2 separate regions of the Homo sapiens genome follow, and region 2 is linked to region 1. A link is a contact called in ENCODE Hi-C or POLR2A ChIA-PET data. All regions are on one chromosome and are shown on one strand. The core of a region is the stretch at or near the end of the contact, and the rest is flanking DNA. Distances in the headings are between cores, read along the strand shown.

The links. A loop is a pair of places that touch in the nucleus more often than their neighbours do. ChIA-PET counts read pairs that join two places held with the same protein, here RNA polymerase II (POLR2A). Pooled maps may share reads with other maps.
Region 2: a map of left cardiac atrium shows a loop between it and region 1 (2.8-fold over the local background). The contact joins two enhancer-like sites. A Hi-C loop is called at or near these places in 1 of 168 maps with a recorded cell type or tissue (left cardiac atrium) and 1 of 50 pooled maps. POLR2A ChIA-PET finds 5 or more read pairs at or near these places in 2 of 52 experiments (A549 and OCI-LY7).

Annotation. Positions count from the first base shown.
Region 1 is chr7:51,184,134-51,189,118 of GRCh38, reverse strand. It overlaps COBL (cordon-bleu WH2 repeat protein), which reads left to right. Exons shown (of 13, transcript NM_015198.5): 5 at 4,920-4,985. Among named protein-coding and RNA genes, the nearest start is that of COBL, 130 kb to the left of the region's middle. RefSeq lists enhancers at 139-744, 745-1,351. Within about 2 kb of position 2,455, at least 6 of the 41 ENCODE cell types and tissues checked have a DNase peak (open chromatin) inside an H3K27ac peak, as active enhancers do.
Region 2 is chr7:51,259,471-51,264,751 of GRCh38, reverse strand. The region is part of intron 1 of COBL (cordon-bleu WH2 repeat protein); the gene reads left to right. It also overlaps the pseudogene RPL7L1P2. Among named protein-coding and RNA genes, the nearest start is that of COBL, 55 kb to the left of the region's middle. RefSeq lists an enhancer at 1,175-1,990. Within about 2 kb of position 1,636, at least 10 of the 41 ENCODE cell types and tissues checked have a DNase peak (open chromatin) inside an H3K27ac peak, as active enhancers do.

The DNA.
Region 1 (4,985 bases), core at 1,206-3,705:
AGTGTCTTTTTTAAAACACAGACAGAAATAGTCTCAGTATTGCTGCAAAGGCCTGGTGGCACTGAGTATATCAGCACTATTTAAATTTGGTTTACATGACTCTTTGGAAACAGCTTCCATTTGTTAAGATAAAAAGAAAAATAAAGGGAAAACTGTTTCACGTTCAGGTATCTGAAATAAAAAGGCTTACAAGTGTTTCTGTTACATGCTACCACTTGGATGTATCTTGAAAGGTAGATGTTGAACCTGGCACTTGGGAGAAGTGATATAAAACCTGCCTGTCTGTGAAGGAGAGGACCCAGGATAGCCCATGGTCATTGGGAATGTAGGAGCTGAAGTGTTCATGTGGTCAGGGGCCCAGAGCATCTCTTCTGATCCTCATATGGGACAGAGCAGAACAAGCCGGTGCGGTCAGCTTGGCCGTTCAGATTTGGAAGCACTTCTGCCCTTGGTTGGAACTAGCTGCTCCCAAACCTCCAAGTCCCCCTCTCTACTCCTTTGGACATTTTGGCCCTTTCCACCCCACCCCCAAGGCACCACGAGCTTCCCCACCATGGGGGCTCTGCTCCAGCCTTGTGGCCAGCACCCCTTTCGTCTGGACCATGCCTGTGCCATGCCAGCTGTGACATTTGATTACCGTCCCTGCCAAATGCCTGCCTCCTGCTCACTGTCAAATATTCGAAAAGAAAAGACACTTGTCCAGAGGCCATCTCCGAGGCTCCCTTTCTCCCCTACAACCGCCCTGGGCAGGCCTGCTGGGTACTGCTGGAGGAGCCCTTACTTTCAATCCTCTTGGTAGGCACTTGGAGGGGACAGACGTCCACTCCTGAGCCCTACCACTGCTGGAGAACAGAAGGGCAGCTGGCAGGAGGTGAGGCATTGCTACGCAGAGGCCTGCCCTCCCCTGGAATCCCCGGTGGGAGCATCTTGATAAAGCCAAGGGCTCTGCTGCCACCTGCGTCCTCAGCGGTGCTTAGCAGGCTATGCAGCTGTGGCCCTGAGAGGGCCAGCCCAGAGAGGCAAGCTGACCCAGCAAGAGACCTTCTCACTGCTGCAGCAGGACAGCCCCCCTCTGAGGCTTGTGAGGGCCAAGGCCTGGGTCAGGGACTCCCACACATCTCAAAGCTGGACCTCACTCTCTCATTGCCTGCCTTTTCCAGTTCGTCTGAGCAAAACTCAGTCCGAGCCTTCCCTGAGCTGTCAAGGTACAGTGAACCTGGGGCTTCCCGCTCCCGCTGTGAGGCTGCACTATGCATGGCTCTGGGGTCAGAGCTGCACAGAGGTGATGTTTTTGTGCCAGACTCCAAGGAATGGAAGTTTGGCTTGGGGCCCTCCTGAAGGTGCATGCGAGGCTGACATGAGATTTTGGTTTGGTTTCTTGATTCCCTGGTTGGTTCAGATAAGAATGCTTCTTAGGAGAATTTGCTGTGTGGCTCTAATTGATGAGAAATGAGGGAGGCTGTTACAGAAAACAAATTCTGTTGCCCAATAATTCAGGGCAGATCAGAAGTGGTGTGCGCAGGAAAGGCACCCTTTCCTTTTCACCTCTGCCTGCCCATGCTTACCTGCCCCTGAAGGCCATCCTGCATGCTACAGAATTTGGGACAGTATGGATTTTAAAATTTAACCTTTTCTGTCATAGACAAGTATGCAAATGATTAGTCCAGATTTTGCATTTATTCCAACATCTATTTAAGTTTCATAGAGATATTTCTATACAGAAAGAGATGTTTATATGTATATATAGGCAGATATAGATATATGTGTGTGTGTGTGTGTGTGTGTGTATATATATATATATATATATACTTAAACATATACATATATGTATATACATATGTAGAATGCCCATTGTACATTTGCAGATGTTGACCTGGTCCCCCGCTTCCATTTACTCCTTATGGCCTTGTTCTGGTCACTGAGTCTCCTCCTCTAGACAAGTGAGTGGTTTGGACTCGTTGGTCTTTAAGGGTCCTTCATCCTTCTCTGCCACTCTGCAATTCATCTTTAACATTTTTCAAATCATTGTAATGCTTCAGAAAGTAAAACTTTCTTGCAGACTGTGTGAGTTCCCACACTTTTCTTAATATTTAATTACGTGTAAATTAGAGTAAATTCAAACAAAATAAATGCCACCCTCAGCTTATCATACCATAGGCACCATGGGTTCTAGAGCTCACTTGCGTGTGTTCGAGGGCTGGCTATGCATCAGTTGTTCATTGTTGCTCTGCTTTATAGCTGGGCAGCCTCTGGAAATTTTGGCTGATGGGAACACTGAGTTCTCCTACTTTGCTCCCAAACCAGTTCTTCTTCAGTGTCTGCCAAGCCTCTAGAGGCCTCATAGGAGGCCCCTATCAGTCAGTGACTGAGACCAAAGCCTCACCTCTAAAAATAGACCATCAGTGTTAGGCGCAGCTCAGCACTGTGAGTCACAGGCCCCTGGTGCCTCCAGACAGCTGCAGGCTGTAGCTGCATGAGAAAGTGTCTCTCCCACTATTGAGGGGCATTCTGGTGCCGGGGCTGTCCTGGACCCTTCGTCAGGGAGCCGACCTCAGTCCTTAGAGGTGATGATCAGCCACTGTCCTCATTCAAGAAGAGAAACAACAGGCTAGATCTCATTGCAGTTTTCTGATGCAGTCTGTCCTTTCTGTGGTCGGTGTAATACAGCTTGTGTACTAGGAAAATGCTCTACTTCTCGATTATCAGTAGGATACTATGATGTCATCTGTTTCAACATAGACAATTTCTCAACTTAAGATTTTTCAACTTTACCATGGTGTGAAAGTGCTATGCATTCAATATGCTCCTGGACTTACGATGGGGTCACATCTGGATAAAGCCGTCGTGAACTGAAAGTGTAACCCCATCGTCAGTTCGTGAGCATCCGTTGGTCCATGTCACATACCACTCAATTCTAGAAACATCCTTGGTTATAAACATACATATTAAAGCATATAATAGTTTAGATGCAGTCTTAACTGTGTGCTCTGTTTTCCTCTTTATAGCTCTGTACCTAATAGAGGGCTTGCTGCAACTAACTTTACAGCGCGTTTGCACACATGCATTGGTGCTGCTGCACCATGTTGCAGTGGGCCCTCTGATTTGGGTACTGTGCGATGTGGAGCCTGCTCAGTGCCTCCACTGGAGCCTCCTGCATGTAACCAAGTGTCCTGGCCCTGCCCTGGTGGCTAGGATGTGCACCTTTGCTCCTACAGCGTGATATCAGGAGCGTGTGTGCTGGGTTTTTGCTTTGCTGTGTGGACGCTATCAGTGTTCACGCCTGTGTTATTAATGCACTGACTGCTGTGTGTGTTCTCTAACTCAAATGTGAAATCATATATTAGCAGGTCAAGAAGTTAATTGAGGGTTACCTTGTTTGCATTAATAGTCTGATGGCAGAATTTGTAAAATCCCAGTCCATGATTCTGCCACCAATGGTATAGAGCTCTTGCTATCAGTTGGCAGTGATATGGGAAAAATCATTTTTCTATCCTCCAGGAACACCTCCACTTTCCTTCTTCTTGTCATATCTGTATGCCCTGGCAGAGAAGAATGGAATGAAGTAATGACAAAGGCCTTTCCTGAGCAAATCATGACACTAGTGAGCAGTGTGCTGAGCTGTGTGAGTGCCGTCTGCGTGCTTGATGCACTCACCCTCAACCTGCAGATGAAGCTGCTGAGGCTTGGAGGAGCTAAGTGGTTTTCCGAAGTGTGCCTCACACATGGGCGCTCTTAATCTCTCAGCACCACTCCCAAGCGTGTTCTCCAGACCCTCAGCTTAAGCCTCCTTAGGGGCTAGTTTGACTGTGTAGTGCTGGGCCCTGCACCCAGCGTTTCTTATTCTGGGGGTCTGGAGTGGGCCCAAGCATTCGCATCTCTCATAAGTTCCCAGCGATGCTGATGCTGCAGGTTCCATCTCGCTTTGGGAACCACATCCCATGGCTGTCTTGTCAGCTGACAGACACATCTGGGCTTCAGTGTGCTTGTCTGGAATTTGGAAGGTTCCAACCTGGCTCTAGAATCCTGATGAAGAAAAATTCAAGAGGGGTTGAGGATTTAGAGCTTCAGGAAAAAGAAAGAAGAAAACAATTGCTCCCCTAGAGAATGTAATTTGAAAGGAAAACGTTCTGGATGCAGCAGAGGAAGGAAAATCTGGAAAGGTGGTTCCTGGGAGATTTGATGCAGTTGTTTCAAATACCACCTGGGGAGCCCATAGCTGTTACTCCATTTTCTGGAAATGAGCAGGAAAGCTGCTGATTTATTTCATTTAGTTAAAGTTTGTACCTCACTCATAATTCTTAAAGCAGGTGTATTGCACTGATGTCGCAGTCTTAGAGCTGTGCTGATTTGGCAGCCACAGGCCTCATGTGGCTCTTGCATGTACCGAGTCCACACTGATATGCTGTAAGCCTAAAGGGCTGCTGGATTGTGAAGACTTAGCACCAAAACCAATGTAAAATATCTCATCAATACTTTTTATATGGACTGCATGATAGAATGACAATATTTTAGATGTATTGGATTAAATGAAATTATTACAATTAATTTTACTTGGTTCTTTTTAATGTAGCCACTAGGAAATGTAAAATTACATGTGTGGTCTGGTTTAGCTTTCTGTTGGACAGCTCTGCCCTAGAACTTTATTTATTTTGTCATTCTCCAAAAGGGCACAACCACACCCAGAGAAAATGCCTCCATCATTCCTAAAAGACTGTGTAAGAACCTGTAGTGATTTCCCAAATGGACCTGAGGACTTGAAGTGGCTCGGACAGCTTTGAAAGAAATAGTTGATGGCTTTCCCTCTCTTACAAGAACTAAAAGTTTAAGAGTAGAGGATTCATTTATTAAGATTTTTTAAGTAAAGTATTGAATCTCTTGTTTCAGATGCTGAAAAATAACTTAGTGCTTTTTTTTTCCAGAAACCTTTAGGAAATCATCACTTGGCAATGATGAGACAGATAAAGAGAAGAAAAAATTTCTGGGAT
Region 2 (5,281 bases), core at 387-2,886, 76 kb before region 1:
TATCAATGTGCATTTAAAAGCATTTTGTTCATTTTTCTTCAAGTGTTAGAGGTTGCTTTTTTTTTTTTTTTTTTTTTTTGGGAGATGGAGTTTTGCTCTGTCACCCAGGCTGGAGTGCAGTGGTGTGATCTTGGCTCACTACAACCTCCACCTCCCGGGTTCAAGCGATTCTCCTTCCTCAGCCTCCCGAGTAGCTGGGATTACAGGTGTGCACCACCAAGACCGGCTAATTTTTGTATTTTTAGTAGAGACGGGGTTTTGCCATGTTGACCAGGCTGGTCTCGAACTCCTCACCTCAGGTGATCCACCCGTGTTGACCTCCCAAATTGGTAGGATTACAGGCGTGAGCCACCATGCCTGGCCGGGGGTTGCTTTTTAATTATATTTTGTTTTGCAATTATGTAAAACATCCAACTGTTACGTAGAGGTGTCCTCACTCTCTGTGCCCTGTGTGGCTGCATCCTGGCTTATTCAGCCAGGCCCCTAAAGGAAGAACGTTTGAGCCCCTTCTGCCCTGCCATTGTGAGGAACAGATCCCCAACACATGGGCTTTTGCACCCATCCTTCCTTGCCTGCAGTTTTGATCCAGCAGTTCTGAGGCTTGGGGGCTGCGATTGGAACTCAGAAGGCATCTCATGGGGACCAAGCTCAGATAGACCTGGGCCGGCGTCCTGGCTCTCTTCCTCACTAGTTTTGTTGTCTTTTGACAGCTACATAATCTAGGTTTCAGTTTCATCTTCTATAAAAGTGGAATAACAGCACCTCCCTTGTGAGCTGTCATGAAAACTAGTTGGGACACTAAGAACCTACCACAGTGCCAAACTCATGGTTAGCATTCCATCAACTTTAGTTATCTCCTGTCCTCATTTGAAATGGGGATCATAGTCCTTATGTCAACTGTTTTTGTATAGGAATCATATCAAAATATTTAGTAGTTGCCAAGAAAGTGTTCAGTGACATAAAAATTGTGTCATTATCAGCAGCACAATCCAATAAAACCAGTCTGGCTGGTTCTGTCTCCCAGGCCTTGCTGGGCAGCCCTTGAACTTAACAATCAGACCTGCTGGTGCTGACACCAGTGAGCTGGACAGCCACGCCTGGGAACTCTTCATCCTCCCAGGTACTAAAGCTTCAACTAAAAGCACTCAGGTGTGGGCTCCATAATTCCCCACCAAAGTGGGGACCTCCACCCACTGTGTGAAAAAAAAAAAGAACTTTTTTTTCTGTTTTATTGTCTTGGTTCATAGCTCAGGCCCTTGCCAGCACTTTGCAGGGCTTCTGAAATGCTCTTCTGATTTCCTTCCTCCAGCCTCCTACTTTCCTTATCCACCCCCCATATTGCTGCCAAAAGCAGTTTGTGAAACATATCCCACTGACCATTTATCTTCCTGCTTAAAACAATCCATTTGCTCCCTCCTTCTCACACGTGGGAGTGCATGAGTGTGAGACCTCGTGGGCCCTCCCCAGGCCTCCTGGCCTGTGTGCTCTTGCTCATAGGAGCCTAGGGCTGGAGGGTGTCTCTTGCACCTTTCCCCAGTGCAGTGTAGATGACAGGTGCTGTTCACAGGTAGGACCTGCTCCCAGGGCCACCCTCGGCTTGCGGGTGGCTTCCGGTGAGCTGGGGGGAACTCCCCAACTCCACACACCACCACTTTGTATTAATGAGAATGTGGCTGGCGACACCTCCATGTCTCTTAACACTGCGTCAGGGCCCCACTGATGTCAGTTCCACCTGCCCTGGTGTGGAGACGAGGCTCGTCCGTGCCTCACCTTGCCCAGCTTACCTGCTGGACACTGACTTCTTTTTCCAGATGCAGCCCAGGGCTGCTGCCGGTTCCAGTTCCCAGGCTCCTGGCAAGTTGGGTCTCAATGCCTCTGGGCCCTGCCCTGCCTCCTACCAGGGGTTGCTGGTAGGGCGTGGGCAGTGAGGGAAGGACAGCTTCTTCATTATTGCCCTCTTCATCCTTGTATCCCAGCACTCACTCCACAGCCACTGAGACTGCCCTGGGACCAACCGGCCCCTGGTTCATGCTTTAATACTGGCATGTCTTCACACACATCTGTCATGTAAATCACTTTGATTGTTTGCCCCAGACGTCCATGTGATGGTGACTGCATGGCGAATGTTGCCGCCAGCACCCTGTTGGTTCACAGGCATGGCGACTTGGCGCTGCCTGTCGTGACTTCCCAGTGCATCCTTCCTGTGCGCTCTTACTAGGCTGTCCTAACCGGGCCATTTTCCCTGAGGGTCTCAGACCCAGTCCTGAGTCGCAGGAGTCCTTTCCCATGGCCACCTCGCTGTGGAACTGTTTGTATGGTCCTACTGACTTCCTCTCTTCAGCTTCTGACTCTGACACGGTTTCGTCCGGAAACTTCCTTTTCTGACCTTCCTGGCCAGGGTCTCCCTCCTCACTTTCCTGTCACCTCCTGGGGCTCCTTTGAAGAGTCTGCCCCTCCTCTGTCCCTGCCTGAGACATTGGGGTTCCCAGGTGTGCCCCTGTCTTGCACCTGCACTTCTTCTTCTGCCTTGTGTTCTCGAGGATGTGGCCTCCTGGGGCTGGGCCACTGTCAGACTCCACTTTGGCTCTGTGCCCTGAGCCAGCCAGGGCTGCTGTGCGGTGAGTGCGGTGAGCCTGGCAGGAGCGCTGCCACTGGCCACATTCTTCCTGCACCATCAGCACGGGCCCACCCCTCTCCAGCTCCATCCCAACCCCTCTCCTGGCAGCTTTGGACTTGCCTGCCCAGAGGGTGCCTCACAGAATCTGGAGCTTAGCGTTCCTCAGGCTGCCTTCTTTTTTGTTTTGAGATGGAGTTTCACTCTTGTTGCCCAGGTTGGAGTGCAATGGCGTGATCTTGGCTCACTGCAACCTCCGCCTCCTGGGTTCAAGTGATTCTCCTGCTTCAGCCTCCCTAGTAAGGCAGATGCCACAATTCCCAGCTAATTTTTGTAGAGAGGGGGTTTCACGATGTTGGTCAAGGCTGGTTTCAAACTCCTGACCTCAGGTGATCCGCCTACTTCGGCCTCTCAAAGTGCTGGGACTACAGGCGTGAGCCACCGCGCCTGGCCCCTCGGGCTGCCTTCTTTCAACACCTCCAGGGCCTGTACAACTGGGCTTGGTGCACAGGCCAGCCATCCTCCCTGTCAGGCATCACCTCAGATTCCTCCATTCCCTGGTGCGTCAGCTCTCCACCAAACATGTCATCACACTGCTGTGTTCTTAGCTCAGACGAAATCACCATTGGTGTTTTGTGTTTCGCAGTAGCTTTTGACTCTAGTCTCACCTTCATTCATTCATTGCACAGATATTTACTGTGAGCCTGCTACTCACCAGCATTTTATGCCCTGGGAACACAGCCATGAATATGACAGGTGAGGTCTCCCTGCAACTCTGACACATTATGTTCTAGTGGGGGAGATAGAGAGTAAATAAATAAAGTATAATTTCTGGAAGTGATACTGAGTTGGAAGAGAGTTGCAAGGGCTGCAGTTTTTTTATAGGCGTGTGCCACCACGCCCAGCCAAAGGCTGCCGTTTTGGATGGGCTGTCAGGAGAGCTTCTTTGAGGAGGTTTTGCTGTACATGTACGCCTCTCAGTGAAGAGAGGAGTAAGCCATCTACTGTGTACGGCAGCATGTGCACATCTCCTGCGGTGGGGCTGAGCTTGGCGTGTGTGAGCAGCAGGAAGGCAGGCAGTGTGGCAGGAGTAGTGGGGCTCTGGGGAGAATGGCTGGAGGTGAAGCAGGAGAGATGGGCAATGGAGAAGGGGTATGGAGGTTTATAAAGTTCATGAGATGCCCTCAGAAGGTTTTGGGGAAAGGCAGGATGTGATCTGAGCCTACCCTCCCTATCCCTCCAGAGAAGTCATGGCTAAATGCAAGTGCCCTGTTATTGACCTGCCTGGAGTCCTCTGAGGGTTTCTGCCACCTCTGGGATAAGATCCAGGCTCTGCCGCCTGGTCCCTGCATCCTTTCCATGGCTGCCCTGCTGCACACTGTCAGTCCCCAGCTGCAGCTTACCTGCGATCCCAGTTCTTCACACATCCCACAACCTTTCCCATCTTCTCCTGTAGCGACCCTTCCTTATGCTAGACATGTCCTTATCCCATTCTGCAACACATAGCTCAACCAGTGCCTTGGAATTGTCCCCTCAGGCCACTACCCTCTTTCCTAGAAAGAGCATCTGCTCCACGAGCATTGTATATGAGCCTTTCTCATGGCACAAGCCTTGGTGTCTTGAGTGTTTGTTTATCTGTGTTTCCTACCAGTGATGGACTTGCATCAGGGAGGGATCCTGTTATCCTCATTTGTGGATGTTTAGAATCTATCCCAGATACTGACCCATGGAAGATAAATAGTAAATGTCTTTTGAGTGAATGAAAGAATGAATACAAATCATGTGATCTTTCTCCCTTTTTATTTTCAATGCAAACTTTACATATTATCCTGTTCTATAAATGAGATAGACAAAAGCCACTTCATAATTTATTTTAGGTCTTTAAAAATAGTATATGGTCTTGATAGAGTGAGTGCCATCTTCCCCATGTGGTAGAGTTACGCATGATCAGTAGCTACAACTCTAGAAAGATAATGGAGCAAGAGCAAAGAAAAATCCCTTTGGTTCCAGAAAATCTCCTGAAAAAGAGGAAGGCTTATCAAGTCCTCAAAGCCACCCAGGCAAAGCAGACACTTTTGGAGAAGAAGGAGCAGAGGAAAGGAAAAGGGCTCAAGTTAAACGACTGGAATCATTCCTATATGATTCCTGGTGGCAGAAACGTGACAAGATGCATCTCAGATGACTAGAAGTGAAACCTCATGCCTTGGAATTGCCAGATAACATTCCTTGGCCTTTATTGTACGCATTGAAAGGATTAATGACATGAGTTTACTGGTGCAGAGAACCATGGCAAGACTTCGCCTAAAGAAAATTTTTAGTGGTATCTTTGTAAAAGTCACCCCCCAGAACCTAAAAATGCTGCCCATAGTGGAAACTTATGTGATCTGGGTATTTCCACATCTGAAGTCTGCCTGGGAACTCATTTTGAAATGTGGATGAGCCAAGGTCAAGAATAAGACCATCCCTCAGACAGACAACACAGTGATGAGGAGCACCAGGGGAATTTTGGTGTCATTTGCTTGGAAGACCTCATTCATGAAATTGCCTTCCTGGAGAAGCATTTCCAGGAGATCTCATGGTTTTTGCGCCCTTTCCACTTCTCAGTGGCCCATCTTGCTACCACAAATAGAGTGGGTTTCCTCAAGGAGATGGGCCCCACCTGGCTGT